Linked DNA regions of Homo sapiens: all the other regions are linked to region 1. Evidence: chromatin loops called from intact Hi-C (ENCODE). Cell type or tissue: heart left ventricle. All regions are shown on one strand.

Region 1 (8,000 bases):
TGTTGCAAGAACAGGGAAATGAAATGCCCACGTGACCTTTTTTTAACACCTAAATATTTCTAGGGATTGCACTGGGAGCTGCTGACAACTGCAGTGAAAACTTTACAAAAACGTGTTTCACAGAATGAACGTCGCTGGGGAAGATTTGAGTTTTTAAATATCTTTTTTAAGCTGTCAACCATCTGGGGAAATAAGTCCCAAATCCAGCCCGAGATCACAGCTGGGCTGAGGAAATGTGTCTCGTCATTAGGGGCCCAGTGGTATATGGGTATGTGATTGCAGCCTAAGAAATGAACCATGTAGCCTACCTACCTCCACCTGGTACCTACATCCAAATAGAGACAGATCATTCTGAAGGCACTGGGCCCTTTGACCATAAAAACGGTGGCCCTTATTTTTCCAAATTGTCTTGGCAATTTAATCACATGCATTGCTTTTCTTTTCCCTGCTCATTTATCCAAGGCAAAACGCTAGACAAATAGTCCTTGAATTGATAACATGATCAGGGAATGAGCCAACTAAACCACAAAGACTAATATTTGCAGTTGTTTTTCAACCACAGGAATAAGAACTTATTTAAATTCCCAGTCTTTCAGATTCTAAACTAGCCAGGAAGTTAGAATGAGTAAACAAAGAGTTTTCCGAAGTCTGTGTTTTGGATGGAGTCGCCCTGTTAATAAACTGATCTGCTAAGTAGTCAATCAATGGTCCATCAATCATTACTAATGCTCTGTGCTAGCTCTCTGCCAGGTCCCACATGACACACTTGCCGGGAATTATCTCATTGAATCTTCACAACAACACTATGAGGTGAGTTCTCTTATTATCCCCATTTTACAGGTGGGGAAATGGAGTTAAGTCATTTGCCCAAAGTCAGATAGGTTTGAACCCAAGCAGTCAGCTTCCACAGTCCTCCACCTTAACCCTATGCGATGGTGAGCTCAGCTGGCTTCTACGCATGAAGTCAGAAGTCTCAACACCCAGTCCAGGTGGGACAATAAAGTAGCAAGACTGAGTCCACAAATCACATGCAACCCTGGCCCGCTTATTTAAATCACACATCATATATCCACGTGGGAAATGTTTGCAGGGGCCCTGCACTTGACTGGGAAAGTGCACAGTTTTGGATTTGCTCCTGAAAAAGAAAATAGGTGTCTTTGGTGCTCTAAAGGAAGAAGTGGGGGAGGGTAACAGAAAGTTGTCTCCCATGAAATTTCTCTCCCGGATGTCAAGGAATCTGTCAGGCTGGCTAAACAGAACATTATGCACAGCTCAACTGGGCTCCCTGACTCAATCAATACAGAAAAAAAAGCAATTATTGTGTGTGAACACTTAGTGTGGCCGTGAAATACGCATATATCCAAATGCGTATTTGGAGACACACATTCTTAGACCTGTGAGCATTCAGACACACGATTCCCTGGATTGCGCTAAAAAAAAAAAAAAAAAAAAAATCACACATACACACCCCATTGGGCAGGCAGGCATTCATGCACATCAATCACTAAATACGTGTATTGGGGAAGAAATTTTTTAAATAGCAATGTAAAGGGTGTTGGGCATATTCACAAATGGCTGCAGTGACAGTTTCACAGGTATACATATATATACACATGAAGCTTATCTAGTTGTCTGTTTCAAATATGGCAGTTTATTAGATGACAATTATGCCTCAATAAGGCTGTCAACAGAAAGAGGGAGAGAGGGAGTGAGTTTTCCCACATCTATCCACACCTGATGAGTCTTAAGAACATAACTACACAGAATTTAGGGTGTTTCTTCCAAAGGACCTGAGAATTCAGATGGTTTTTTAAGCCGGTCACTTTTATATGTCTACCCTTTCCTATCCTCCTGTATGAACCTGGGCTTTCTTGGGGTAGAGGGGGAAAAGATCTCATATATTTTTGGACCCCAGTCTGGTCTGAGAGCATGTAAGTATATACATATATAGGAAGAATTGAGCTTCCTTATTGCTATTTTTTTTTTCCTGTGACCGTCACCGCAAAGCTAAACACAGGTTTACAGCAGCCATTGAGGGAAACAGGTTTCAAGGAGACAGACTCAAATTGGCCTGAAATAGTTTTGCATCTTTCAGGGCATTCGACCCTCGGTTTTGCTCTTGCTGGTTCAACAGGTGGAAGGATACTCGGAAAAATCCTCCTACCCATTTAAAAAGGAATGGTGTCTTGAGGGGAATGAGTTTTCTTTCCGAGGGCAGGAAGCTCTCTCTCGACCTGGGTTCCCAGACAGGCTTTGTGGCCTGGAAAGGACTGTCTATCACAGCTTGGCCTGTTCACAGACAATCTGGATTTGGAGATTAGCCACAGCATTTTGGAACAGTCCCGGCCTCAGTTGGGGTATTCTCTGCCAAGCCAGCCTGCACTGGAATGACCTTCGAGGGGTGAGGGGAGGATTTGGGGTGCTAAGCCTTCCTCTCATCCTTCTCCGGCCTCTCCTGTCCAGTCCCCAGCTCCTGCAGTTCCCCCTCCACCCCAGCCTTGCTGGTGGGGACTGTAGCTAAGAAAAGGGAGGGGCACACCATCTCCACATCCATCTAGGTGACCTGCCCTCACAGATCCCATATGGACCCCCCTCCCACTTTGCCCTTCCAGAGCCTTCTAAGCCCAAATCACTGCTTAATACTCCTAACAGTCTACAACCGCACGAGGGCAGGGGCCCCTCCCCCAGCACCTATTGCTCGCCTCTCCAGATTCTAGAACTTTTCATACCAAGGCTTAGAACATTAAATCCCTCCTGCCACCCACAATAAAATGAATCCACATGCACTCGGGTATCTAAGGAACAGAGGTGAATCCTGACAAGTCGAGACAAACTTTCTCCTGAGGAAAAAGAGAAGATCCTCCCCCACCCTCCAACCTGCCGCTATAGGCAGCCTGCTCCAAAGTCATTGTCAAGCTTTGAAATGCCAAAACCAGTGCCTGGATTTTGAACCTCATGGGGTCTGACTTTCACACAATCCATGCGACAGCATACCGCCCCTACACCAAACTGCAGCCACCTTCTCCCAAGCAATGCAGGTCTGCCTCCCCTCACCAAGCTGTGGTTCTGCAGGCTCTTTGTCTAAGTCCAGCTTGGGAGTGTTATCCCAAGCTGCTGGTGGTGCAGGTTGCTCTGTTTTCATTTTAACAAGGCAAACCTTTCCCAAGAATGTGGTCTGGAGTCAGTGATTTCTGAAACAATTAGGGAAGCATCAGGAAAGTCCAATCCTAAGGATCCCGGCAACTTTGCCACCTGTGCTGTTGCCAGTTGAGTGGCAAAATTGGGTGCAGTGGCTCATGCCTGTAATACCAACGCTTTGGAAAACCAATGTGGGAGGATCACTTGAGGCCAGGAGTTCAAGACCAGTCCTGGCAACATAGAGAGACCCCGTCTTTACAAAAAACAAAAGTTAAAAATTGGCTGAGCATAATGATGGTGTGTGCCTATAGTCCCAGCTACTCCAGAGGCTGAGGCAAGAGGATCTCTTGAGCCTGGGAAGTCAAGGCTGCAGTGAGCCATGATTGTGCCACTGCACTCCAGCCTGGGTGACAGACAGAGTGAGACCCTGTCTCGGAGTGAAAAATATTAAAAAGGCAGAGAGGAGAAAACTGACCCCAGCAGAAACAGTTGCCCAGAAATGAAATGGCAGCACCAGAGCCATTAAGCAACCTTTCTTCCCACTAGGCATTTCATAAGGTCAGTGGGATGCCTTCTTGTGGTATTTGAGTGTGTGGCCCATCTATGGTTTGACAAGTTTGTTTCTAACTGGTGTGGGTGCATATGTGTGGTGGTGACTGTCAAGCCAAGCTCGTGGATATAGTAAAAACAGCTGAAACTCTTAGGCTGCAGCTTTGTCCCCACCCCAGCACCCTGGGGTCGAAGTTGGTGACTGCTGCCATTCAGAGGAGCAAAGTTCCAGCAGGAAAACCTTGCAGATTCATGCAAAAGAAAGAGCAGACGGCCCCAGGCACTGGTTCCTGGGCTTCAGGCTTACCTTGTGGTTCTGGTAGGAAGTCACTGCTATAAACGCAGTCTCAGGAAAGACGTGAGTGCAGAACGCTGTATTTTTTGAGCCAAATCCATTATTTTCATCCGCTTTCACGATGTGTAATCTAGGCTGGTATTTGTGCATGGAATTTAGAATAATCTAAAAATAATAAAGAAAATGAGATTGTAAGAAAATCAAAACTCCCTTTGTCTCCAGATAAAACCCTGCTCCCCGCCCTCTAAATTCGCCTTGTTATATCGGCTCTCGAAAAATAGATATTTTTCTTCTGTTTTGAAAAGGGGCCAGGGATTTCATTAAAAAGAAACATTTCAAAAATAACAATTTCCAACCGAAAAAGCCAGGGTAATATTCCAGGAATCTACCCAAGGCACACAGAGCAGTAAATCAGAATTCTTAATAAAGTTTGCTTAATAAATTAACTCCCTGCATAGGGCACTTCCCACCCCCAACGGGAGCTGAGCAAGTCTGGATCGAGGAATCCGCGTCTGGAGGGAAGCCTCAAGGGCACTTTTGGATTGACAGGTGGTGTAGGGGCACGGGGACAAACAAACAACAAACATAGAAATAACCCCCACTCCCCAAATCTCTAAGGGATGCAAGAGAAGATATCAAGTGTTTGGAAAACTGAAATAAGTAAAAAAAAAAATCACCAGTTCTCTGCACAGCCTTTTTCTGAGGCTTAGGGTGGGTGATCAGACCTCAAATCTGGGGCCTTTGTTTGGAGAACAAGCAAAGCAGAGTTCGTGAAAAGAGAAGATATTTGGGGGTCACGGGTGATCTGCCCTCCAAGGATGTCGGCTCATAAGGTGTGGGGAGGAAGCACCACCCACACCCCTCAAAGAAGGGGCTGGTTGCCTTGGAAACTCCCTTTCTCCAGCTTTATCACGTTTCAGGATCCACAACCAGAATTATCTCCACGCTTGGCCCCAGACAGAACGGCTACATCTGCTTTTTCGGGAATATTCTCTTTCTACTTCCTATCTTCCCCATATTTAGGGGTGTTCCCAGGGACAAGAGGGGTCCTAACTGCTGTAGTTGTGCTGTAATTTTTACAACCACCATTATCATTAGGAAGAGGAGGAGGAGGAGGACTTCCAGGCTGCACGTTCTTGCTGGAGCCAGGGCTAGTCACAGATGAGCATCCTCACCAATAAAACTGGGTTTGTTGTTCTGATGACGCTAGTATTTACCAGAACGCTCTGACACATCCCCACCGAACTTGCGAATCGCCGCGTTTAACAGCCTGAAAATCTGGCCTGCTTTTTCCCGGGAACTGCGGAGGTTGTCTCTGTGACTTTGATTATTTGCATTGATGACCCTGGGGCAAGATTCTTGGACCAACCCTGGAGTCCGGCCCCGATCGAGTGGAGGTAGTTGGGGGAGGCGAGCCGCGGCCGGGGGCGGGGGAGGGACGAGGAACTCGCGGGCCCCGCGGCTGCCCGACCCCGGGCCGCGCGTCTCTAATCTCCGGCCGCCGTGGCCCGGCCGCCTCCCCGGCCGATAGCGACGCCGACCGGGGCGGCGTGGCGACAGAGAGACGCAGCGGGGCCCCGCTGGCCGCCACAGTCCCCGGCCGGCGGGGCCATCGGCCCGGCTTAGCCAAATTGCTTTGACGGCTGGGGACAGTGTGGAGACATCAGCGCGAGGGCGATCTAATGGCTCCTAATTTCATTAGGCCGGCTCTGAATTAAAAGTCCGGAGTCTCGGGTGGGAATGCCTGGCTTCTAGGCAGTTCTGAGCAGCTCCGAGCCCCTCTCCCCAGCTGGGAACGTCCTGAAGCTGGCAGGGATGCCAGGAATTTGGTGGTGGGGTTGTGCACCTTCCGCAGGCATCCGCCCTAGAGAGACCCCAAAGGCACTCCAGAGGAGCAGAGAAAAAGCTAGGAGCTGAAATGAGCCTGGGGAACCGTCCCACTTCCCAGCGTCAAGGACCACGCAGGACCCCACCCAAGGGTCCCATCCTCCAGAAGGAGCCAGCCCAGAGATGCATGTGGAACCTTTAGAAATGGCTCCGGTTTTCCCTGGTGCTGGTAAGGCATCTGCTGGGGACTGGCAGATACACAGCCAGGGCGGGTCAGCCAATGCCTACACAAGCTGAATTTACAGAGCACCTCCTGGGAAGCCCAGCAAGAAGGACTCGTGGGCAAAACACCCGGGTTTAACAGAGTGGCTCTGCATTTGCCTGGGAATGCCTTCCGAGCGCTCCAAGCAGGCTGCACAGAGAGTGAATGATTCTTTTTCCTCTCCACCCACGTGCTGAGAGCTGCATTTACCCATCAGTGTGGACCCCTGAGATCCTCTTCCCATCCCAGATCCTGGGGACTTCAGTGCTTCAGCCCCAAGGCCTCAAAGGAGCAGATTTCTCGTTTGGACCTTCATAAACCATCCTCCCCCGCCCCCTTGACCAAATTCATTCCCTCCCAGTCCCCTCCTTTCCCTGAAATCGGCGACCATGCGCCTATCTGTTGCTCCTCTTTGAAGCTACAACCTTCCAGGACAGGGAACTCCTTTTGTAATTAGAGAGACCTAGCCGCAAATCTCTGCTCCCAAATACAAGCTGTAGGACCTTGACAAGTCACCCCCGTCCCCTGGACTCTCCTGTGCAAAAGCTATGCCTCCCGTCCGCCCCCTAGGCTGCCGTGAGAATCAAATGCCCAAGACGAATGTACCCACTTGTATGGCAGAATCATCCAGCTAAAAGTTCTAAACGTGAATACAGAATCCGTGTTCTGTTCTAGTAATTAATTATCTTCTACGATGAGATTTGGGGACATTTTTTCAAAAATCAGTGTTTTGTGTTTTGTTTTTCTTTGGGGAAGAGGGGTGATGACCCTACTAAGAATCCACTAAAACCTACACATTCTTTTGGGTGGTGAGCAGGCTGCACATTCAATACCCTGCATTCAGTTTCAGGAAATTCACCAGTCCCCTCTCTTGGGTCCAATCCAGACTCCAAGTTTAGGACCCTGGTTTACATTCGCCTGCTCTGGGCACAGTGTGGAAAGGGAGAAAGCTGGTTGTTGGAAAAAAAACAGATCTCCCCGGGAGTATCAAGCTAAAAAGTGGCACTGGCACCATAGTTCTCTTATGAGTTCATTTCCCATCTGGAAAAGAGGGGGCAGGTGAGCTGGGCTCTCCCTCTCCCCTGGAACATCCCAAAATTAAGGCAGGATTGAGAAGTGGGGAGGGAAGGTATATGGCTTTCATTGTGGTCCAGCCTCTGTGCAGTCTATACTGGGTATCCACTGGGCTAGGAGGTCCATATTTTCTGCAAGACTGAAACACAGCCCTCCACTCCTAACCACAGATCGAATTCACAGACTCTCCAGGCCTGGAATGAGCAGCTTCAATCATTCCTCCATCCCTAGGCAAAGGGAGAGGGTTTGGGCCCTAACGGCAAGGATGCAGCCCCAGACCAGGTGAGCCGGGGGCCATATCTCCAGCCACCAAGGAACGACAGACCCAGATCTGGGGAGTGTGGATCACCGGGAGGACTGCAGAGGGGCAGATGTCTGTGTAGGAGAGTAGTGGAGACAGAGGATGAAATAGTAGGAAGAAAAAGAAAGCAAAGGGAAAGCAAGTGAGAAGGTGAAAGAAGAGAAAGGAATGAGAGAATTGAGACGGAGGGGAGGAAAAGGAAGAGGAAGGAAGTCCAGATCAAGAAGGTAGAGGCAGAAAGCGACGAAAGTGGGGGAAAATGGAGGAAAGAAAAGGAGAAATGTAGGCACACAGAGCCAAGAAGGGAGAGAAACCCAGTGAGAAGAAGGGAGAGAGGACAAGAGGGAGACAAGGCGGGGAATCCAGGCCACGGTACTCACATGCCCAAATGGGTCCAGGTGGTTGTTGGTGAGCTTGAGTTTCTGGAAGGAGACGAGCTGCCTCATCCAATGCGCCCCGGTGGCGGGGGAGTCTGGGTGCACGTACAGGCGGCCAGGCATGGCGGGCTCAGCTTTGCCCGTCACAGACCTAGATGAAGGAGAGGTGTACTAGAG
Region 2 (8,000 bases), 220 kb before region 1:
AGGCTTCTGTTTCAGTTGATGCTGCCACTATCTGCTTAGCCCAGAATTAGGATTTGGCATTTTCTTCTTGTCCCCTCATCCAATGTCTAGTCCTTCAAATCCTGTTACCTCTTCAAGGGAGAAATCTACTTTTGTCTCATCCTTACTGATCAAAGTCCCATCTCACCTGGGAAATGAATAGCTTCCTAACCAATACCTCATCTTACTCCCTGAAGTCCATTCAGAGCTACAGTGATTGAGGGAAAGCAACGTGCCACTTTTGGGATAAAGCTTATTGTTTTGTCCTTAATAAGGAACTATAGAGCTTAGCCTCTCTGCACCCTCAGCCTCTAAGCACACACTGCCCTCATACACACACTATGCTCTAGTCATTTGTCCCAGGCTCATTCCTGCCTTGGGACCTTTGCACTAGCTGTTCTACTTTGGATGCTTTCCTGAGATCTTTGCAGAATCCATTATAGTTCAGACATTTGTTTAGATGCTACTTTTCAGAGGTCTTCCTGGACTCCCAAGTCTGAAGTTACAGTAAACCCTATGCTGTGTTCAGGCTTAAGAGCATGAGTTAGATAGGATGAAGTTCTACGCCGGGGTATATGGTTCAAATTTACAAAATGAATGCACTAAGTGTTAGAAAGCCTCAGGCATGTGAGAGGGAGATCCCCCGGGGAATCCTCTAGATTAAAGATATCACCTAGACAGATCACATTTCAGGATGGCTAGGATACTTCCTAAAAGCATTTGAAGACTTTTGCTTATTACTGAAAATGCATAGATGTAGAGACTCGTCTCCCACAGGGTACTTTAAGTCAAATGCAAATGGCTAGGACTAGAGGTGGTCTTGAGCTTGAGTCCAGGTTTACAGAGAGTTTGTCTATTCTTTATGCTTGTTCTTGGGTTAGTGTCTGGTACATAGCAACACTGACCTATCCCTCTTGTTTAGCCCCAGAAACCATTTTAGGTGACTTCAGACTGGTTTCAGAAATGACTTAGTCTGACTTGGGTCAAAGCAGAAGAACTTGAAGTTAGAGATCAGTGCCTGGAACAGGCCCGCTGTCCTTCAGCACAATGTTGTCTCTAGTAGGAACTGAGATGTTAGTCTTTGCCGTGTTCACCATGTTACCACTGGAAGTTTTGCACCAAGAACTCCACTTTCTCAAGTGAGGCTTCCTCTGACTTGATACTTCCCCCTGGAATTCAACTGTCACTCAGGAAGTGACATGAAAGCCTTCAAGGCTGTGACAGCATCACACTGGTCAGCCTGATCAACCTATTTATAACAAGGCCATGGAAGGCAAACAGCCTTTCTCTACCGGGAACCCAGTGAGCTGAAGTTGTGCCTGACACTTTGTAAGTGGAACAAGGCCAGAGCCATCGAGCCTAGTAAAGCAAGACTGAAGTCAGTTTACCTGGGGTAGGAAGAGGAAGAGGGAGCATCAGTTGAGAAGTGGAGACATAACTAGCAGGTTAGAATGTGAAGAGGTGGCAGCCAAGTCCCCATGTCAGAATCTAAGGGCACTAGGAGCGACTGATAAACCTGTTTCACATACGAAGATGGTAGAGGCATGAAGAGACCTAACTGTCAGTTGTAGTTGCCATTCTGCCTAGGTCAGTGGGCTCAATTTGGAAAGATGCCCCTGAGGTGGCTGAGCAAGTCAGGTGTGGGTTCACACTTGACCCAAGGCAGGTGGGCCCCATCCGAACCTTGTTTTCCCTCATGAGTTAGAGATCTGTTGATAATGCAAGCCCAAATGGGGAAGATCCAGGTTTATGTGGGGCCTGCACTAGTTTTAAGCCATAAGAATGAACCGAGTTCAGAGGCTTAGAGCCAAGTCTAAGCTTCAACTTGATGTATTGATCAGTGCCTCACACATGATTCAGGTGGGATCACATTGTCAACAGCATTTCAGGAGGGGAAGGGTCACAGAGCTGTGAAGTTACTGACAGCATTACTACTGATGCGCATATTGGGCTGACACCCATTGCAGTTGTAGGAGTCATTTTTGTGAAGTGAGACAGTCCTATCAGAGCAAAGAACATGGGTACTATAGACAGCTGTCAAGGAGGTGGCAATAACATTAGTATATGACGTGTTTGCAGTTTTGATGATGAGATCTTTAGCGTAAAATCCTGTGAGGAAGATACCTTACCATCCTTTCACATGAAAGAGATCAGAGATGACAGGTCACCATCAAAGGGAAGGCCAGGCCAGCCCACCTGCCTTCCCATTTCTGCTTTATGTCCACCCCAAGAGCTACCTGTTTTAATTTAAGCTTATTTAACTCCTTTAGGGAAAGCAGGATTTCTCTGCATCATCTAGAATTGGGTCAGAGACCAATGCAGCTCTAGGGGCCACACACCCTCAGGTACCCCACTGTCTGCCTGTATGGCAGCAACAGCTTAAGCATACCCTGAGAATGACCCTGTATGGCACACACAACAGCAATAACTTAAGCACGCCCTGAGAATGGCCCTATGTCAGAGTATGTTTCAAGTTCCCAGCTAAGGAATGCAGGAGTGGCCAGCCCGGAGATCTATTCCTTGTCTGAGGAACACCTGAACCCCTGGGCCATCCTACGGACACAGGCCATACAGGGGGATTGGGGCACTGAGGGTTGGGTTAAATGAAGGCTACCAGGTGGAGGTTAGGGGAAGGTGATGAGGAAGCTGTATGAACTGCACGCTTTTTATTTTAAGACAGAGTCTCGCTCTGTCTCCCCAGGCTGGAGTGCAGTGGCACAATCTCAGCTCACTGCAACCTCCACTCCCAGGTTCAGATGATTCTCCTGCCTCAGCCTCTTGAGTAGCTGGGAATACAGGCACCCCACCACCATGCCCGGCTAATTTTTGTATTTCTAGTAGAGATGGGGTTTCCCCACGTTGGTCAGGCTGGTCTTGAACTCCTGACCTCGTGGATCCGCCCACCTCAGCCTCCCAAAGTGCTGGGATTACAGGTGTGAGCTACCGCACCTGGCCAACTGCATGCTTTTAAAGAGACCAGATGCAGTTGTCAGGTCTATTGCCACTTGACTGCTCCGCAGTTCCCTTGAGTAAACAGTCTTGTTCACTAGAGCTCCGAGTCTCTTCAGCCTCTTGAAGACAATGCCATCCCTTGTTGAAGTCAATAGGGATCTGGTGTGACACTGCCTTTGGGCATAGGTATTTCCCTCCCCAATAAGTAGGAGGCTCTCCTGTAACTATAGCCTAGTCCCCCACCACAGCTTCAGTAGCAATGATCCATGAGATCTTTCTACTCTGAAACTCAGTTCCCAGCTCAAAGTGAGAATCATTTAGCCAGTTACATATCAAGTGTAACAGGAAGTGAGGTATACACACCAAACCATGTCATCTCTCAGCAGGCCCCCACCAGAGCCATGAGTCTCCTCAGTCCAGTCAGCTGTGGCCAAGGTCATATCCTATGCCAGTTCAGCCTGCTTAAAGTTAAGGCTGAGTGGTAGTTCCGTCCAGTGCCACCAGCAGGTCCAACAGGGTGCAACTAAAGTGTAAGTTGGAGTTCCAGAAAGCACTGAGTGTCTCAAGGAATCAGATCATTGAGATCATAGGCCTTCCCCAGGTGAGTGCAGGAATGACAAGTTTGGGTCTGCTTAGCAGCCCATTCCAGTGGTGGTGAGATGACAACTGAGCACCAGAGTTCTTGGTCTTGCCCTCTCCCTATATATGGGCAGCCACCATTCTTGGGCCCAAAGCTTAACATCCTTAGGGCTGCCACTTGCCAAGTCTCACGATTAGCCAAGTTTTAGCCACTATATGCGCTTTGCCCTAACTGATGGAGCAATCCCTCCTCTTAAACCTCAGTCTAGTGGAAGAGAGGGAAGGATTGTTAGAAACTAAGGTTAAGTCAGCATGCATAGCAGACACATGGCAGAGGCTGACCTTCTGCCCTTTGATTTCAGATGCCGATAGAACAGGCAGGGAAGGGATGGCATCTTCACTCAAGTACAGCCTTGCTTTCTGCCCAAAGGTGCATCTCAAACACATGCGTACCTTGTAAGTTTAGCCCCAGAGTCAATCCAACTAGTGAAGATGAGAGCCAGTGAATTGAGGCAGGAGAATGGGAATTAGGGTAACCAAGGGTTAAGGCATGAGACAGGCAGGTGCAGCCAGTTGTAGACAAGGTTAGGCAGCACACAGGCCATGTCCTCACTCTTGAGATAGCCACTTCAGCCTTGGATTGGCCATGGGCCAATCCTTCATAGCATGTAACCAAGTTAGAGGCCTCTAAAGGTCACCCTAGGGGTGTTAAGGTTTGTAGCTTAAACACCCTGAATAACATTGGGTGTCTTGAGCTGCTTCCTAGAGCCCTTTCCTACTCTAAGAGTGTACACTTTCATTTCAGTAGATCTGCACTGTTTTGCCATTCTTTTGCTTTATTTGTACATTTTGTTCAATGCTTTGATGTGCCAAGAACATGGACAATCGGTAAAGACTTTCCATCCAGTAACGTTTTGGTGAGCCAGCAGGAGGTAAGCTCAGTTGTCTGGGGTTGTTTCCTTTTATCTTTGTCAAAGCTGCCATTTGCAGGCATGGGTCAGGCAGTTAAAAGCCACAACACCACCCACCAACTCAGTCTCCCATGACAGCTCAGTTATGGACCAAGACATCTAGGTCCTGCCAGGCACAAGAGGCATCTATGCAACAGTCAGGTTTGTGCGTGGTGTCCAAGATTTGATCACCTAACTTCTATCCTTGCCTTGTTGGTGCTTTGTGGGGACGAGGGAATGAAATTGCTGCATTTGAGAGCCCTATTACACCATCTGCATGCCCCTTGTTTATACTAGGAAAATGCAGAGAAAGACAAACTTAAAGACCCCACATCTTCGTTCTTACCTTTTTCTGTCTAGACCCCAGAGTAAGTTAACAGCCACAGGGATTCATACCTTCTCTGGCCTCTCTGGTTATGAGAAGTACTAACCTTAAAGTTTTGGGCTAGAATGCAGGAAGATATGGCCTGTCTAAATTGGTGGGATACTAAAAGCTTGGGATTATATCCAGGAACAAATGGGAAGGTCATAGGCTACCTATGAAGGGAAAACAAAGTGGTACCAGTGCCCACCTAAGGTCAGATGTCTGACACCAAGACTGAACCCTGAAGGGGGACACCCCTGGGGATCCAGTGCTAACTCCAAGACTTCCCCACCACAACACCCTAGGTGGAAGCTTTGGGTCAACAAATAAGCCCTCCTTAGGATCTCTTTTCCAGACTACTATGGGAAACACTGTTCTGATTCTCCAACTCAGCTGCATCTTTGGCCATTAGAATCAATTATGACCTTGATAATCAGAGGAAACATTCAATTTTTATTGTAAAGCTGTTTGGCCACAATACCAGCTAGACAGGAGCAGTGGCCAGAAAAATGGAAGGCTTAATCACAGGGTAGATGGTCAGGAATACTATGTGTTCAAGCCTTTATGGTTTTGTATCAGAATCCTTCGATCTGCAGAAGTCCCAATATTGGCCCTCAAAAAGAAAGTCCTAAGATTGAGCCAGACATTGATGACCCCTCCTACAAGGGCCACTCATCTCTCAGGGGTAACTATGGCCGCCCCCACATAACTGCTTGCCAAGTGCTCCAATCATGCAAGGCCAGAGGGACAAATTACACTGAACCCAACACACCCAGAGTAGAATACCCTACTCAGCAGCTCCCCTGGCACTAAGAGGTTGTGAAAGTACTGGGGATGCTGGCAAGTTTGTTGATGGGTTCCAGTCTTTGGCTCTAGCTTTTGCTTTATCATGGAGATGTCCAATTCATTTTGGCAACCTGGTGCACCCCTATGGAAAAAGAATGAGGCTGCCTGCTGCAAGGCAGATGGCATGTCTGCCTGAAATCCCCAGGGCAGTCACCCGGGGCCCAGACATGGTGCCGACCAACAACTCTAATTGAGATGATATCCCTGTGGAAATGAACAGGTGAGCAAAGTTTGAGGCACTCCCTTGGAGAAATAGAAAAAAAAATAAACAAGGCCCTAAGTTATAAGGTCCCGGAAATTATACAAGGGAAGGAAGAAAACCCAGCTATGTTTTATGGGAGATACATGAGGCCATCAGAAAACATGCAATTCTAGACCCTTCCTCTCAATGGTTATGCTAATGGTACAGCATTTTATCAGCCAGTCGGCCCTGACATCAGGTGCAAACTCAAAATTGCAAGTGGGACCACAAACTAAAATCAGTGTCTTGATACCCCATTTATGTTGTAACAGTCATGACCTGGAGGGAAAAAGGTAAGAACAGCAAGTCAAAAATCATGGCAGCCATCATTAGCAACACCTGAAAAGCATCCGAGGACAACCCATAAGGATCATGCCAGAGTCTCTTGCCTCAAGTGCAAGAAAAATAGACACTGGGTAAAGGACTGTACACTAAGCCCCTGCTGTCTGTGTGAAGGCACTAGTCACAACTCCTGACAGTGGAGAATCAACTGCCCCCCACACTCCCATTGAGGGACTCAGTTGAGACTGGTAGTGCAAAGGGAGGAGCTAGGTTAAGACTGAAGGGGCCTAGGGCTTCCTCACAGCCCCTGTCCAGGATCATTACTCTGAGGAGGCCCAGGTAACTCTGGACATGACAAGTTCCATTTTTCAGTATGGGGGCAAGTTACTGTCCTTACTGCTTATGCAGGAAAACTGTCCACTAGGACCATGACTGTTATAGGAATGGGGGTGGGGGAAGGCATTTCACCCCTCCTTTAGCCTGACAACTTGAGACAAGCTTTCCAGGAGCTCAGTAATACCATGCTGCCTGGCCCCCACTGTTGGAAAGGGATGTTGTGGTTAACATAGGGGTGCTGCTACAATTTAAGCACCACTCAGGATTGCTAGTGGTCAGTGATGCAGGCAATGCTCCAGATCATGTCAATAGGTCAATCTATTATGGTATACTGGGAGGCCTGGAAGGACTAGAATGGCAGTGCCAAATACAGCTTGAAGACCCAATTTTCCCCAACCAAATACCCAATTAAGCTGGAAGCAAGAAAGGGCTTGGTGTCCGTACTTAAGGAATTGCTTTCCCATAGACTAAAACCCTGCCGTTCTCCCTGCAATATTCCCATTTCACCTGTTTTACAACCTTTGGGGGAATATATGGTACAGAATCTCAGGGCAATTAGTGAGGCTGTGGTCTTCACCCATTAGTGGCAGATCATGCTCATGCTGCCATTTGGAAAGAGATGACTACTAAGTGGTAAACATTCCCCCCAAAGCATGGGTCTGAAATTCAACTATTGGAAGCAATATACTTGCCAGAGGCTGTAGCCATAATCCACTGTAGAAGGCATCAAAAGGACTTAACCCCAATAGCACAGGGAACAAAGAGGCCAAAGCAGCCCTGGGGTGCAATCTCAAATCTTAGCACCACTTCCTTTCTATGACTCCAATAGAACCCGAATATATACCACAGGAATAAAGGAGCAATGAGGATGACAAGGAACCTGGCAGTATACGGGATCAGAACTATCTCCCTCAGCCCAATGAATGGAGGATTATAAAAACCCTGCATGACTCTTTCCATATGGAAAGATGCCACTCTAGCCATGGTACACAGGCTCTTCATTGAGCCTAACTTGCTTCAGTGGTTAAACGGGTCTGTCATCCTGTTCACTGCACGTTCGGCCACCCAGAAAACAGAATGCCTCCTCTAATAGAGCCAGTCCAGAGAAGGAGAGCTTATCCAGAAGACCGATAATTGGAGTTTACCCACATGCCAGCTTGTAGAGAATACAAGTTTTTGCTAGTACTTAATAGGCATGTTTACTGGGTGGGTTGAGCTTACTCTACCAGAAGGCTAGTGAGGTTACAAGTTCTCTTAAAGCAGATAATCCCATAGTTTGGGGTTACCCCAAAGCCTCTAAAGTGATAACGGCTTGTCTTTTTTCTCCCAGATAACTTAAGGTATTACTGAGGCTCTCAGTGTCAAATGCTATTTACATTCAGCTCAGAGGCCTCAGTCCTCCAGGAAAGTGGAAGGGGCGAGTCAAGCTAAA
Region 3 (8,000 bases), 150 kb before region 1:
TGAATTCTAGAATGCTTACTGGAGTGGGAGAGAGAAGGGTCGAATAGAGGTCTCACAAGAGGAATTGAGTTTAACCCCACAGGACAGGTTGTATGTGAGAATGTCATTCATCACACGTGTTTTGGGGTTTTTTGTGTATTTTTTTCTGGTATAAAAAAGAGATGGAGGACTTTGGGGCATAGAGGGGCAAAGGCACGAATTTTGCAGTCAGGTGACCATGTTCTGATCTCAGTTCTGTCACCGTGGGACCTTAAGCAAGACACTCTTTGAGTGTCAGTTTCTTCATCTGCAAGATAGGGATAATACTTACTTGACAGGATTACATGATCACAGCACAGGTAAAGTGCCTGGTACAATCTAGCCCTCAGTAAATAGTGGCTGGGGTCTGCATGTGTAAATCTTTGCCTCTCAGCAGGAACTCTTTTTTCTAATGATATCACTCTGGTTTTCCTCTGGGAAACTGCCCTTCCCTCTACTTCCAGTCCATGCGCTTTAGGTGCTGTGACTCCACCCCAAGCTACAACGGGCATGTAACTCAGGATGGCCAATCACACCTCCTTCCTGCCTTAGGGTGTGGTTTAGGTGCTGTGACTCCACCCCCAGCTACTAATGGGCATGTGGCTCAGGGTGGCCAATCACAGCTCCTTCCTGCCTTACGTTGGTTTAGGTGCCGTGACTCCACTCCCAGCTACAATGGGCATGTGACTCAGGATGGCCAATCACAGATGCTTCCTGACTTAGGTTAGTTTAGGTGCTGTGACTCCACCCCCAGCTACTATGGACATGTGACTCAGGATGGCCAATCACAGCTCCTTCCTGGCTTAGGGTGGTTTAGGTGCCATGAGTCCACCCCCAGCTACAATGGGCGTGCGACTCAGGATGGGCAATCACAGCTCCTTCCTGCCTTAGGTTAGTTTAAGTGCTGTGACTCCACCCCCAGCTACAATGGGCATGTGACTCAGGGTGACCAATCACAGCTCCTCCCTGCCTTAGGGAGTCACAGATGTCATGTGGCCACATTAGAACCAATAAGACAGATGTGTCATAGACTTTCACTGGCTTTTTTGATGGAGAAGCATGCTCTCTTATTGGAGATGAGAATGTAAGCCTGGATTTGCGAGCAGCCACTACTTTGCGAAAAGCAGGACTGAGGTAGACTAAATGTAGGCAGAAAGAAAATAACACCCACTCCTGAAAGAAAGTGAAAAAAAGACCCAGTCCCTGGATCAAGCCATTACTAAACCTATTGCATTTAGCCAAGCAACTGCCTTTGGGGCTTAAGCTCCTGTTAGGTTTTCTGTCACTTGCGAGGGAAAATTCTGACTACTACAATTATTATTGCCATTATTATTACTATCACTTGTCAGTTACAGTAGCCTATTTTTGTTCCTATTATATGAAACTTCCTTCTGAGATGGTGCCCTTTGGGATCTGTTATTCTAATGTCATATTATCCACCCAGCTTTGTAGTTTGTATCATTTGTGGTATTTCTTGCCTTCAGTATCACTGCTACACCATAAACATGTCTAAGGACTCTGGTCTAACATGACTAAGAAGGGAATAAAAAGAGATATTATCCTGCCAGGCAAATTCTGAAAACGCCCAGCCTCTTGGTAGGACCCCTAGAATATGACCAGTGGGGTGGCAAGCCCTGGTATCCCCAACATACTTTGGGGTGGGCATAGGGGCTATTTATGCTCCTAGAACTGAACAAGGCAACAACAGGGATAAGAGGTCTTAGACAAGTTTGTACGATAAGGGGCCTGAACCTTATCAGCTCATGGTTCACCTTCCAGTTATCTGCTGCCATGTAACAAATGGTCCCAAAATTAATGGTGTAAAACAACAATTATTTTATTAAGCTCGCAGATTCCATGGGTCAGGAAGTCAGACAAGGCGTGGTGGGTAATGAATTGTCTCTAGTCCACAGTATCTGGAACTTCAGCTTGGAAGACACATGGCTAGCAGTGACTTGAACAGTGGGAGCTGGGAGCATCTGGAAGCTTCTTTTTTTTTTTTTTTTTTTTTTTCGGAGTCTTGCTCTGTCACCCAGGCTGGAGTGCAATGGCACGATCTAGGCTCACTGCAACCTCTGCCTCCTGGGTTCAAGCAATTCTCCTGCCTCAGCCTCCCAAGTAGCTGGGATTACAGGCACCCACCACCATGCCCAGCTAATTTTTGTATTTTCAGTAAAGACAGGGTTTCACCATGTTGGTCAAGCCGGTCTTGAACTACTGACCTCAGGTAATCCACCCACCTCTTAACCATCTCTTTGGTGCCTGGGCTGGCATACCTGGAATGCTAGGCTCAACTGAAACCTACATGTTGATCAAGCTGGTCTTGAACTACTGACCTCAGGTAATCCACCCACCTCTTAACCATCTCTTTGGTGCCTGGGCTGGGATACCTGGAATGCTAGGCTCAACTGAAACCTACATGTGGGCTCTTCTTGTAGCTTGGGCTTCTCACAACATGGCAGCTGCGCTCCAGATATCCCAACAGGGAACATCTAGAGAAGATGTGTTCCAAGAGAATGGGGAGGAAGCTGCAGAAGCTTTTCTGATTCAGCCTCAGAAATTATACTATGTCACTTCTGCTGCATTTCATTGGTTATACATGAGTTGCTAAGACCAGCCCAGATTCAAGGGAAAGGAATTAGGCTCCACCTCTTGGTGGGGAAGTGACAAGGTAACATTACAGAAGAGAATGATGAATGAGAAATATTATTGCAGGCACCATTGGAAAATGCCATTAACCATGGTGCCCAGGTACTGCCACCATACCTAGGGTAGAGACAATACCCAATGCTTACTAAGAATTTACTAAGCGGCAAGCACAGAGCTAACCAGTTTATATGAATGGTCTCATTTCATTCTCATAACTCTATGAGGCAGCTATCATCTTTATACTCCTATAACAATGTAGAATAGAGAATCAAGAGGGTAAGTGACTTGCCCAAGGTCCCCCAGCTAGCAAATGAAGGAGCTGAGATTCAACCCCAGGCCTGCATGAGCCTCGACATACTTAATAATGTGCTGTTTTGCCTACAACTTCCCTTTTCCTCTTCCACCCTGTCCCCTTTCTGCCTGTCCTTGAGAAATTCTTCTGTCTTTCAAGAAATATCCTGCTCTTTATTTTCACCTGATTTCACCTAGAAGCATGGAATTTAAGAGCATTGTCTCTACTCTCATAGGTAAAGCAGGGAATACAACCCCAATCTGACAGATGGGAAAACGAAGGGCCATAGAAGGAAAGTAACTTGCTAAGGTCACACTCAAGGTCATTGGCTCAAATTACTAATCGGTTTATGGGTTGCACATCACCCTTGAACAGTACCTTGACCGGGCCTCCCTGTGATATATGAGGGTAGGGTCTCTGCTGCCCTTTATGCCTCACCATGACCGGCTTTTCTCCTCTACCCCGGTCCTGTTCGAGGATTCCCTCTGTCTCCAGTCGGGCTGCTCCCATGGCTGTCAGACACATAAATGATGGGTTCCTTGGCCCCTGTTTCTTCCCGTCTCTCCCAATCTCCCTTTCCTTTACCCCAATCCAGCTTTGGCCTCCCGAGCTATCTCATCTCCTTCCCAGTGGGGGATTGTGGCATGTCCAGAGAGTGTCCAGCCCTGAGAACTGTTTACACTAGAGATTAGCATTTATCTCTATCCTTTCAACCTCTCTCCCCATGCTCAGTGCTGCTGTCTGCATCAAGGATGGAGGAGCAGCCCCCAGAGATGAGAGCCAGCCAGGCTGGGGTTACCTCCCTGGCATCTGCATCCCCTGAACCCTCTTTCCCACCATCTTTGGGATCAGTCCTCCTGTTCTTGTTCAATCTCTGAAAATCTTGCGGTTTCTGGATAAATGCCAGTGACCCCCTAAAAAGGTAAGCCTGTACCTTCTTTTTGAAGAGGAGTTTTACTTGTGGGTATTTGAGCCATGTAAGCCCTTTTTAACCCACAAAATATACTAGGACCCTTATTCTACAGAAACTCTCACATGTCTATGCAAAGGTAAAAGCATATTCATTTTAATATTTTTTGTTGAAAGAATGAAAATGTAGGAAAAAAATATATCTTCGTCAATAGCAAATAGCCTGACTAAACTCTGCTCCATCCATACTCTGGACTAGTAGGCAGTCATTAAAGAAATGAGGTCATCCTGCGTGTTCCAATCTGAGAAGATGTTCAGATTATATAGTGTTTTCTTTAGGGCCCCAGAAGGACACTGATGGCACATTTAAACTGAGTCATTTAAAAAGAGTTAAACAAAGGGTCTATTTGTAAAGGTGTGAGCAGGGTTTAAAGAAACCAACAAGGGGCAGTGTAGCAACATGAGGGAGCTGTTACCGCTGTAGGCCGGAGGGGGAAGAGGAGCTGGGGTGCCTCATTAGCCAAACCCAGCCAGAAACTAGAGAGCAAGGGAGTGTAATGATGCAGTTCCCCAGGGTGCAGAGCGGGGTAGAGAAAGGTAGAGATAGATATACATGGGCAGAAAGAATTAATCCAGCACACAGAGCTAAAAGAAGAAGAAAAAAGAAAACTATATATGCAGGATATTTTCTTTTATGTAAAAACATAGAAATGAAAGGAAAACCAATTCCCTAAGCTGTGTATCTGAATGGATATACGGTGCAAAGGTGCAACCATGTTCATTTTAATGTTCTTTGTTGAAAGAATGAAAAATTAGAAAAAATATATTTGTCAATAGAAGATAGCCTAAACTAACCCCCAAACTATATACCCATAGATATATCAATAGATATATCTATATGAATATGTATCTATATGGAAATATCTATGGATATCTGTCTAGCCATAGAGATGTATCTATAGAAAATAGAAAATAGCCTGAACCAACCCTCCAAACTATATATCCATAGTTATTCATAGGCTAGATAGATATGTATCTATATGATATATCTATAAATATATATCTATCCATATAGATACATCTATGGATATATATCTATCTTTCCATATAGATATATCTATGGATATATAGTTTGGGGGGTGGTTCAGGCTATTTTATATTGATAGAGGTATATTTTATCCTAATTTTTTATTCTTTCAACAAAGAATATTAAAATGAATATGCTTGTACCTTTCACAGACATGTGAGAGTTTCTGTAGAATCAGGTTCCTAGTATAGTTTCTGGGTTAAAGGTCTTACACAGCTCAAATACCCACAAACTATTTTATATATAGTTTCGGGGTCTCTCTCATTTTGTATATATAGATGTAGAGAAAAGGGCCTGGGTGGATAAAGAACAAATTGTTAATGGTAGTTACTCTAGGGAAACAGAAGGAGATATAGGAACATGTTCCTACTTCTGTATTATCTTTTTTTCTATTATCTAAATTCAATATTAATAAGGTGCATTCTCTTGTTTCCTTCCTCCCTTCTGCTCTCAATTTTTGCCTGAACTCCCACGTCTTCTCTTCAGATGGGCACTCGCTCCACACCACAGGTGGCTAAAAATATTGTGTGTGGGGGGCGTCCTTCAAGGGACTTTGGGTGAGGCTTGAAGGAACGCCCACTAGCTGGGAGGGAGGGATGAAACCCTGGACTTTTAGAAAGTCCACTTCAATTCCATGCTCTACAGCCAACTGGGTAGCTTCCCTTGGGCAACTGGCTTCAGTCTTCTGGTCAAAGGCAGTAATAACAGTATATGCATCCGGATGTTTACAAAGACACTACTTGAAAATGCAGTTGGCATGGTGGCTGGCACCTGGATGGTGCTCATCAAGTGTCATGACATTCATTTCTAATCTCCAGGAAATTAGTGGTTTCTAGAAGATGTTCACATTCATCCTTTTGGCTTTAATGGAGGAAAAGATGTCCAAGGCAGGCTGCTGACAACACAGCACTCTCTGTGCTCTTTGTCTTTAAGTCCCCCATGTCCCATGCTCTCCTGATCTCCTGCAGATTCAAAGGCCAGCAGGCAGAGTCTCACAGTGCGGCAGACCCTAACTGGCTCCCTAGCTCCCACCCATCTGATAGGACACAGCTGTCCATGGGGGGAGAAGGCACATTAGATAAGACAGTCAAACAAAGGCTACACTTTGTATATTTGATTTGTCTGACCTAATTCCCAGGCCCCACAGGAACAGGTTCAGGGCTGGGGATGGGGTGAAGAAGAGGGCATGGTTTCCATCTCTCTCCTGAGACTGTCCTGATCTTTCCTGGAACCTTGGCTGTTTCACTGGGGATGACCATTCAAGAGCTCTGAATCTGCAAGCCAATGGCCATGAGTTCAGATGCTGATTGTGTCTCCATGTGACATTGCACAAGTTGAGTCACCTCTTCAAGACTCAATTTTCTCAGTAGGTAAAATGGGCCCAATAATGCCCATCTTAGAACATATGAGATTTTGTGAGCAAGATGTGTTTAACAATAAGTCTGATGGGTTCTTTGTCATCCTGCATCTTTTTTTTAAATTTTTTTTTAATTTTTTATTTTTATTTTTTGGCCTTCTAGGGAGGAAAGTTAGGATATTTAGCTCTGTGGGGCCTGAATCCCTCTCAGTAGCCCTATGAGCCCAACTAAGCCAGGCTGATGGATCACTGATTTTGTCCTGCAACCCCTTCATTGGATTACCCAGGAAAGTCAGGTTTGGCCTCATGCAGGTGGGAGTAAAGGCCATTGTCCAGGTCCAGGGGGATTCCTCCCTGAAAATCATCTGCTTCTTCCCCAAACTGATAAAGCCATAAGCAATGAAATGTCATGGGCATAAGAGGGATCAATCATGCAAGAAAAAATAAGCACCATTCTCAGACCTGAAACTAGATGAAAGGAACTCAGAAAATATATAATATATGTATTTTTTGTGTTTTCTGAGTTCCTTTCATCCTTCCTTTACATAATATATGTGAAAATACATATATTATGTATTTTTATAATGGCATTTTGTGGGGTAAAACATGCTTTTTTTTTTTTTTTTACAAACTTAAAATGGCTTTTAAATGAGTCCTACTTTGACATTTTAAAATTGCCAGAAGGCTCATAAACACACAAATAATACAGGCAATACCTGCCAGAACAAGTAGATTTATCACCTGTACCAAAAGAAGTTAATAAACAAAACGCTGATCTTAGAAAGGACTAGAAACCTACGTACATTTGTACCCCCAAATCAGATTCCCAGGTGCTTAAACGTTGTGCGACATATGATTGTATTACAATGAGTTATATCTTTTTTAAAAACGTATGTGTCATACTTATGAAATTTGTTTAGCCTCCATCTACCATAGAATGCCAAGTGCCTGAGGGCAGATTCCCGGTTCATTTCCTTCACCTCTAAATCACCAGCACCTTGGACAGTGCCCGACACAATGTAGTTACTCAATAAATTTCTTGTATGAAAAATAAATCATCTGTTTATGGGTCCCTTTTCTTTAGCAATTATTTTGTCCTTCTGTATTTACGCTACCCAAGAGATGAAAGAGTGAGTGATTCAGCTTTGAGCCTCCAGAACCAGGGATCTGCTACACAACAGCTGTGTGACTTAAGGCAAGCAGCTTCACCTCTCTGAGCTTTGGGAATTGGTTAGAGTCTTATTTTGAAATAGAGCATCCTTTCTCAAGAGTATAGCAAGTATAAACGAGCAATTTAAGGAGCAATGATAAAATGGACACCAATGCAACAGCATCTGAAATATCTCAGATGTCCCTCAGGGCCCCTCCTCCCTTGCATTCTTCTTCCTCCCCACCCACATTGAGAAGGAACTGCTACCCTGATTTTTTTTGTAACAATCATTCTCTTACTTTTCTTTCTCATTTTACTACACATCTCTGTTTCCTAACAATATATGGCCCTTATTTTGCTTTTCTGCAGTTTATATATATGGAAACGGGCTTATGCATCCCTCTGTGAGTTGCATTTTGTCTTCACATTATGTCTTTAGGAGTCTTCCCCTGTTGAAGCATGCAGCTGTAATACATTCATTTTTCACTGTTGATTGGTGTTCTAGTATGTGGATATGCCACACTTTAATTGTCCATTC

The links. A loop is a pair of places that touch in the nucleus more often than their neighbours do. Peaks named below come from ENCODE experiments on the same cell type or tissue, not always from the same donor. Only the 100,000 strongest peaks of a DNase experiment are listed, where the experiment ranks them.
Region 2: a loop joins it to region 1, with 2.1 times the contacts of the local background. A loop is called at or near these places in 5 of 110 quality-filtered maps.
Region 3: it touches region 1 in a loop (2.8-fold over the local background); 3 of 110 quality-filtered maps call a loop at or near these places.

The regions. Positions count from the first base shown.
Region 1 is chr12:114,390,747-114,398,746 of GRCh38, forward strand. It overlaps TBX5 (T-box transcription factor 5), which reads right to left. Exons shown (of 9, transcript NM_181486.4): 5 at 7,827-7,974; 6 at 3,995-4,147. Among named protein-coding and RNA genes, the nearest start is that of TBX5, 11 kb to the right of the region's middle. In heart left ventricle, no CTCF peak of the experiment used is centred here; no DNase peak of the experiment used is centred here; H3K4me3 peaks cover 1,051 bases; H3K27ac peaks cover 2,819 bases; H3K27me3 peaks cover 2,195 bases.
Region 2 is chr12:114,170,344-114,178,343 of GRCh38, forward strand. No RefSeq gene overlaps it. Among named protein-coding and RNA genes, the nearest start is that of LINC02459, 67 kb to the right of the region's middle. In heart left ventricle, no CTCF peak of the experiment used is centred here; no DNase peak of the experiment used is centred here.
Region 3 is chr12:114,241,418-114,249,417 of GRCh38, forward strand. LINC02459 (long intergenic non-protein coding RNA 2459) reads right to left here and starts at 353. Exons shown (of 2, transcript NR_146536.1): 1 at 311-353. RefSeq lists an enhancer at 587-881. In heart left ventricle, a CTCF peak has its summit at 4,284; no DNase peak of the experiment used is centred here; H3K27me3 peaks cover 297 bases.